Linked DNA regions of Homo sapiens: region 2 is linked to region 1. Evidence: chromatin loops called from intact Hi-C (ENCODE). Cell type or tissue: PC-3. All regions are shown on one strand. Each heading gives the region's core, and the rest is flanking DNA. Links, peaks and the distances in the headings are about the cores only. Region 1 overlaps ANKEF1 (ankyrin repeat and EF-hand domain containing 1). Region 2 overlaps SNAP25-AS1 (SNAP25 antisense RNA 1).

Region 1 (2,923 bases), core at 320-2,819:
TGTATAGTCTTAAGGATATAAGTAATCAGGGATACAAGCCCAAAGAAGTGACTTAAACTACTTGATGGCAAAAGTGAGTTTTCCAAGAGATCAATAGAGAATATGTGACTAAAAGAACAGTCATAAATACTGAATCTCTTTAGCCACAGAACCAAAGCTAAGTCACCTTAGCAATTTTAGATAGAGAAAAATATATTGCAATTTGTAATAATGTAAAAATAATATAATTTATCAAAAATTTGAGGGAAGGAAGGAGAAATAGTATAAGTATTTGATCTTCTCATCTTTTAGGGCTAAGACTGAGATATTATGTAAAGCAGGTAAGGAAATAAAGTACAAGGTACTTATTATTTAAAAGGGAATCATTGAAAGAACTAAGTAATTATAATTGAGTATAAAATTGAGTGGTAGAAGGGAAGTAGCAGAGGTAAGAGGAAGGGTTATTGTACTAATCTTATCTAATTTATACTATTGTACTAATCTTACTAAACAGAGTAAAGAATCAATGAATACTGTTTAAGATGCTAACTCAATAAACAGGTTTAAGGGCATATGAAGTATCAAGTTAACCATTAAAATAACTAAAAAAAAATAAAAAAACTAAAATAACTAAAAAGCCCATCAATTTTAGAAAATACACTTACAAGCATATAAAGAAAAACACACATATACAGCAAAGTAAAACAAATCTATGGACCATATATGACAATACTTTCACATGTATTTTATATATTAGATATATTTTGCCTTCACAATATAAAATAAATGATGTTTCTGAAACCAACCCTATGGGAAATCTAGATAACTATAAATTGGATAAATTCCACCATTAAAATAAAAAATAAAATGTATATGAAAATCAAAACCTAAATATATTTTATATAAACTGATGTACCTAAAGTAGGGTTACTCAGAACAGTTAAAAAAAAAAAGAAAAGATTGTCAAGGTTATTATTGAAAAGAGAAAGTCAAAGAAAGAGCAAGACATAGAAGGCAGGAACAGAGCAAAACAACAACAGCAACAGCAAAACAACCTAAGCATAATACCCGAGGAGGCTGAATTCATTACAAAAGGCCCAGAGCCACTTATGAAATGAATATTTCATAATGATGGCATGTGCAACACACAGTTAAAGTGTATCTGGGCTGACTCCTTAAGCCACAAAGAACACGAATCAGCATTCCTAAATTGAAGGGAAAACAGTTTGAAAAATATTGTACCTTATCATAGAACTGGCATACGGCATTGAGGACTGAGTACACATGCCTGTAAATGCAAAAACCAATGGAATGGGAATGGGTGCTATAAGGAACTATTATAGCTTAACTTTTAAGGAGAATGATTCCACATTGTAATTAATTCCCTAGGACAACATACAAGAAAGAATGTATTGGCTTAGAGCTTTACCTTCTCCATATTCTGTAAAACTGTTCCAAGAGAAAGTGCCGCTTAGGCCTAGGGCATGTCTCACATCCTAAAGACCCACTTAGCCATTTAAATGTTTGCTTATCCTTTAGGAACGATGTACAGTGAGTCAAACATGAGTCACCAGAAAATAGGATGTCAATGACAGAGAGGGTACTGTGGAATAAGCAAAGCACTTTGGCCACTGGCAGCCAAACTGAGGGATGTGCAAGCTGAGTGAGCCTTGTTGATGTGGGAAGAGACAATGTACTCTGTACAATGGGCACTACCTTGGGTTATGCAGAGTGAGGGCTGCAGGCAGCCATCCTAACAAGCTTATGTGTGAAACAAGATTTTACATTTGTTTCCTTTTATAGTTTCAGTTCTGCCCATGAGATTTGTTTCCTTTAGCCATATGCCTGTTGCATTTGCTGCAAGTATTTACTTGACCTTGTTTCCAATTTTACCTTGATTTTTTAAAAAAAATTTACACTTTTACATTGTTACACTATAGAATTTCTTTTTTCTTTGTGATTTGTATCTGTTTCAAACTCAGTAAGTTAAACGTTTCTCTATTATAGTGTTTCCCAAAGGTTAGTCCACAAAACTCCAGGCATATAAGATGTCATTAAAAAAAATTATTTTGTGGTCAAATAAATATGGAAAATGTCACCATTTTTGAGCCAACAATGTGAAAGATAAATGCCTAAAATGTGTCTCTAATGAATGCGACCGTGGAACCAATTTTGCCTGTAGTACTTCTCAACATCCTGGCAATTCAGTGGTCCATGGAACACACTTTGGGAAATGGTATACTATAGAGCTTTGAGAGGATACCGTTTTTTCAGGATTTAGCATTTCAAAGTACATCTGGCCCCTGAATGCATCTGAAGTTTATTTTCTTACGTGGTACAATTAAATATGTAATTATCCCTTTTCTTTGTCCTCTTTTGTTCTAAGCAAGTAATCATATCAAACACCAAGTCTGGAGAGAGTTAGAAAAGTAGATTTTGCTCTTGTCAGTAAATATTCACATTATCAAATGAGATTCATTTCTCGATTGCAGAGCTGATGTTAATGGCCTTGTATCTGCAGAAACTCAGGACAACTGCTCAAACCTATCAGTTTACATTAAGCTTATTGGTAATTATCTCAGTTATTTTTATGAGGCTGTGTCAATTCTTGCCTGAACCTTAAGTTATTTGGGCAAGAAGTCCTCAGACCATGGTCTTGAGATGATGGGATTAACGGTGTGGAAGTGCAGTTGTTTGATCTGAATCATTGTTGAAAGGTCATGTCTAAAGTTTGAAGTTGTATTTCCAAATACATTTTTAAATGATCCTAGAAAGTTGGAGTTTATGCCAGAATTGACTTTAGTCCTTTCAAGTTTCCAAGTGCAAGTCCTTCCTACATCAGACTGCTATTGAGGGGGTCAAAATCCTTTTGGAGTCCTAGGTGTAGTACTGCCTGAAATTCTAAAATGTAAAAAAGAATAAGAAATGCTCTACTTCATCTTTG
Region 2 (2,923 bases), core at 239-2,738, 55 kb before region 1:
TCTTGTCTTACATTTAGGTCTTTAATTTGTTTTGAGTTGATCTTTGTATATGGTGAGAGATAGGATCTAGTTTTATTATTCTGTGTGTGGATATTCAGTTTTCCCAGCACTCTTTATTGAGTAGACTGTCCTTTCTCTCTTACACTCAAAAGAGAAAGACAGTATCTCTTTACAGGCCACACCAAGACACCTAAGTCTGTTCTAGAAATACATCAGCTGCTCCTTCAAGGTAGATTTTAAAGCCTTGGGGAAAGTTGGGAATATTTATTGTTAAATTCTAGAATCCCTTTTTCCATAAGAGGAGATGTCTCTTCACCCATATTTCCAAAAACTATTTTCTATTTTTTTTTTTTTTTTTTGGTCTTAGGTCAACTCTGTCTCTGGATTGAGAGGATTCAGGATGAGGCTTTATTTAAGATTTTTCTGTTTCTAATCACATCCAGACAACCAGCCAATCGTATGGTTTGACTCAGTGAGAAAGATGAGCCTAACTAATCCTTGTACTCACATTGGTGGTGGTGGCTGGTGAGGGTCCTGGGCAAGCAAGCATTTTTTGAGGGACCCCCTTGCTTTGGGCACTGTTCCCACCTTGCTTTAGGCACTGTTCCGAGTACATTATTTTAGTCGAGGTTTATGACAATTCCCTGACATCACTACTATCATTATCCTCAGTTTATAAACAAGAAAATGGAAGCTCAGTAAAGGGAAGTATTTGTCAACAGTTACTCAAGATCCATATCAGTGTCACCTCTTGAACCCTATCAGCCCTTGCTAATTACAAGAGAACATCATATTCTTTTCTCTTCTTTTTTGAAATTTAAGATAAAGATAATAAGATGACATCCACCTAATATCCATTATGAGGAATTGATCATTGTTGACATTTTATCTCACTTGTTTAAAATATTTTAAAGAAAATGTTAAATGCCTTTGACCCTCACTTTCAACCCCATCCTATTGCCACTCTCATTTCCATTCCTGCCCCCAAGAGTAAATTCTTCATTTTTTTTATTTTCATACTTTTAGCAGAGACGGGGTTTCACCATGTTGGCCAGCCTGGTCTTGAACTCCTGATCTCCTCAGGTGATCTGCCCGCTTTGGCCTCCCAAAGTGCTGCGATTACAGGCGTGAGCCACCACACCTGACCCCTCTTTTTCTCATGGCATTTTGTGAAGGCTGGGTATGGGCTTTCTCTAAGTTGGTAAAAGACATCAAGAGTTCTCTCTCATTTACATTCAAGGGAGAAAGGCAGTATCTCTTTTCAGGCAACACCAAGACACCTAACTTACAGCAAAGAATAAATCTTTACTATTACTAAAGTAAGAATAAATCTTTACTATAAGTTTGCTGCTTTTTTCTTGCAGTCCATTTTTCTGTGCCTCTCAAAGACCTTTCTTGAGGCAGAAGGCTTCGTTCTCCTTACTGCTTCTCCTCCCATGGGTTTTGCGAATCCTAGTTTTTAGAAAATGCCTCCTATCTTAGCCTGCTCCCTTTGTGCTTTGGCCCCCATGGTTTGTGATGTTGCTGCCAAGGTGTGAGATCAAGATGGAGTGGTGGCCTTGGTAGAGCTGAAGCGACCCATCATCACTTTGGCTGGGACAGTTGTTTGCTCTCAACTCATGCTGATAATTGTTAAATTCCAAAGACAACTAGGAACATCCCTTTGCATTTTTTTTTTTCCTGAGCTATAGGACAACTTAATACAATGCCATCTAGTGTTCCAACCTCTGCCAGCAAGAGAACTGAGGCATCATCCAAAATACAGTAAACAGTCTTAAAAAAAGAAAAAAAGATGTTTTGACTAAAATAACATAAATCTGAAACTTGAGTTTTTTTTTTTCTTTTTAATCACCATCACAGTGAAGGATATGTTGTAGGTGGTGCCCTACTCATATCCTCCTTCCCTTTTATCCTCTTTGTCTAACCGCTGCAGGGCACAACGGTCCAGCTAAGCTAGCTGCATCTGCTTTTCTTTTTTTATTTTTTTGTCAAGGTCTTGCTCTGACCTCTTAAGCCACATTGCCCAGAGTGGAGGGCTGAAATTACAGGGAATTTCTGTGCTCTGAGAGCAGCCTCAGTAAATGACTGATACGGATTGTATTAGTGTGTTCGTGCATTGAGAAATATCTGAGACTGGGTAATTTGTAAAGAAAAGAGGTTTAATGGATTCACAGTTCTGCGGGCTGTACAGCAAGCATAATGGCTTCTGCTTCTGAGGACACCTCAGGAAGTTTCCAATCACGGTGGAAGAGGAAGGAGGTATAAGATGTCTCACACGGCAGGAGTAGGAGCAAGAGAAAGTTGGAGTGAGGGAGGTGCTATATACTTTTAAACAACTAGATCTCATTAGAACTCACTCATTATCATGGGAGCAGCACCACGGGGATGCTAAGCCATTCATGAGGAATCCACCACTGTGATCCCATCACATCCCACCAGGATCCAGGATCCATCTCCATCATCGGGGATTGCAATTCAATGTGAGTTTTGGGCAGGGACCCAGATCCAAACCATATCATGGATTGATGTATAAACATCCTGGCGTCCTCCTTTAGGTAGGATGATGATGAGGCCTGTGTCCTGCACCAGCTTCCAGAGTTCTCCAGTGGAATTATACTCCAGCTGCCCAGAGCGCCAGCCGACTTGGCTTTGCACCCTTTACTGGCTGCTGCTTCTCTGTGTCTCCATTTTTCTCTCCCCTACCGGTATTTCCTTTCCTTTCCAAGTAAACCATTTGCTTTGGAATCTTTGTCTCAGACTTTCCTAAACTAAGAAGACCTCTCTGTCGTAGATTGCAAAAATGGCCACAAACCTTCCGCCTCTCTACATCCTTATACTGTAAAGTTACAGTTCCTTTCATTAAGAAGTGGGCTCACCTTGGGTCTTGCTTTGGCCAGTAGAGTATGGAGGAAGTGATGATATG

What was found. Hi-C counts contacts between places; a loop is a spot of excess contacts. Peaks named below come from ENCODE experiments on the same cell type or tissue, not always from the same donor. Only the 100,000 strongest peaks of a DNase experiment are listed, where the experiment ranks them.
Region 2: a loop joins it to region 1, with 4 times the contacts of the local background. A loop is called at or near these places in 6 of 110 quality-filtered maps.

Annotation. Positions count from the first base shown.
Region 1 is chr20:10,038,969-10,041,891 of GRCh38, reverse strand. All of the region lies in intron 3 of ANKEF1 (ankyrin repeat and EF-hand domain containing 1), which reads right to left. All of the region lies in intron 3 of SNAP25-AS1 (SNAP25 antisense RNA 1), which reads left to right. Among named protein-coding and RNA genes, the nearest start is that of ANKEF1, 5.4 kb to the right of the region's middle. In PC-3, for the core only: no CTCF peak of the experiment used is centred there; a DNase peak (open chromatin) is centred at 1,541; H3K27ac peaks cover 841 bases.
Region 2 is chr20:10,093,778-10,096,700 of GRCh38, reverse strand. All of the region lies in intron 3 of SNAP25-AS1 (SNAP25 antisense RNA 1), which reads left to right. Among named protein-coding and RNA genes, the nearest start is that of ANKEF1, 60 kb to the right of the region's middle. In PC-3, for the core only: a CTCF peak has its summit at 1,739 (motif pointing left); no DNase peak of the experiment used is centred there; H3K27ac peaks cover 40 bases.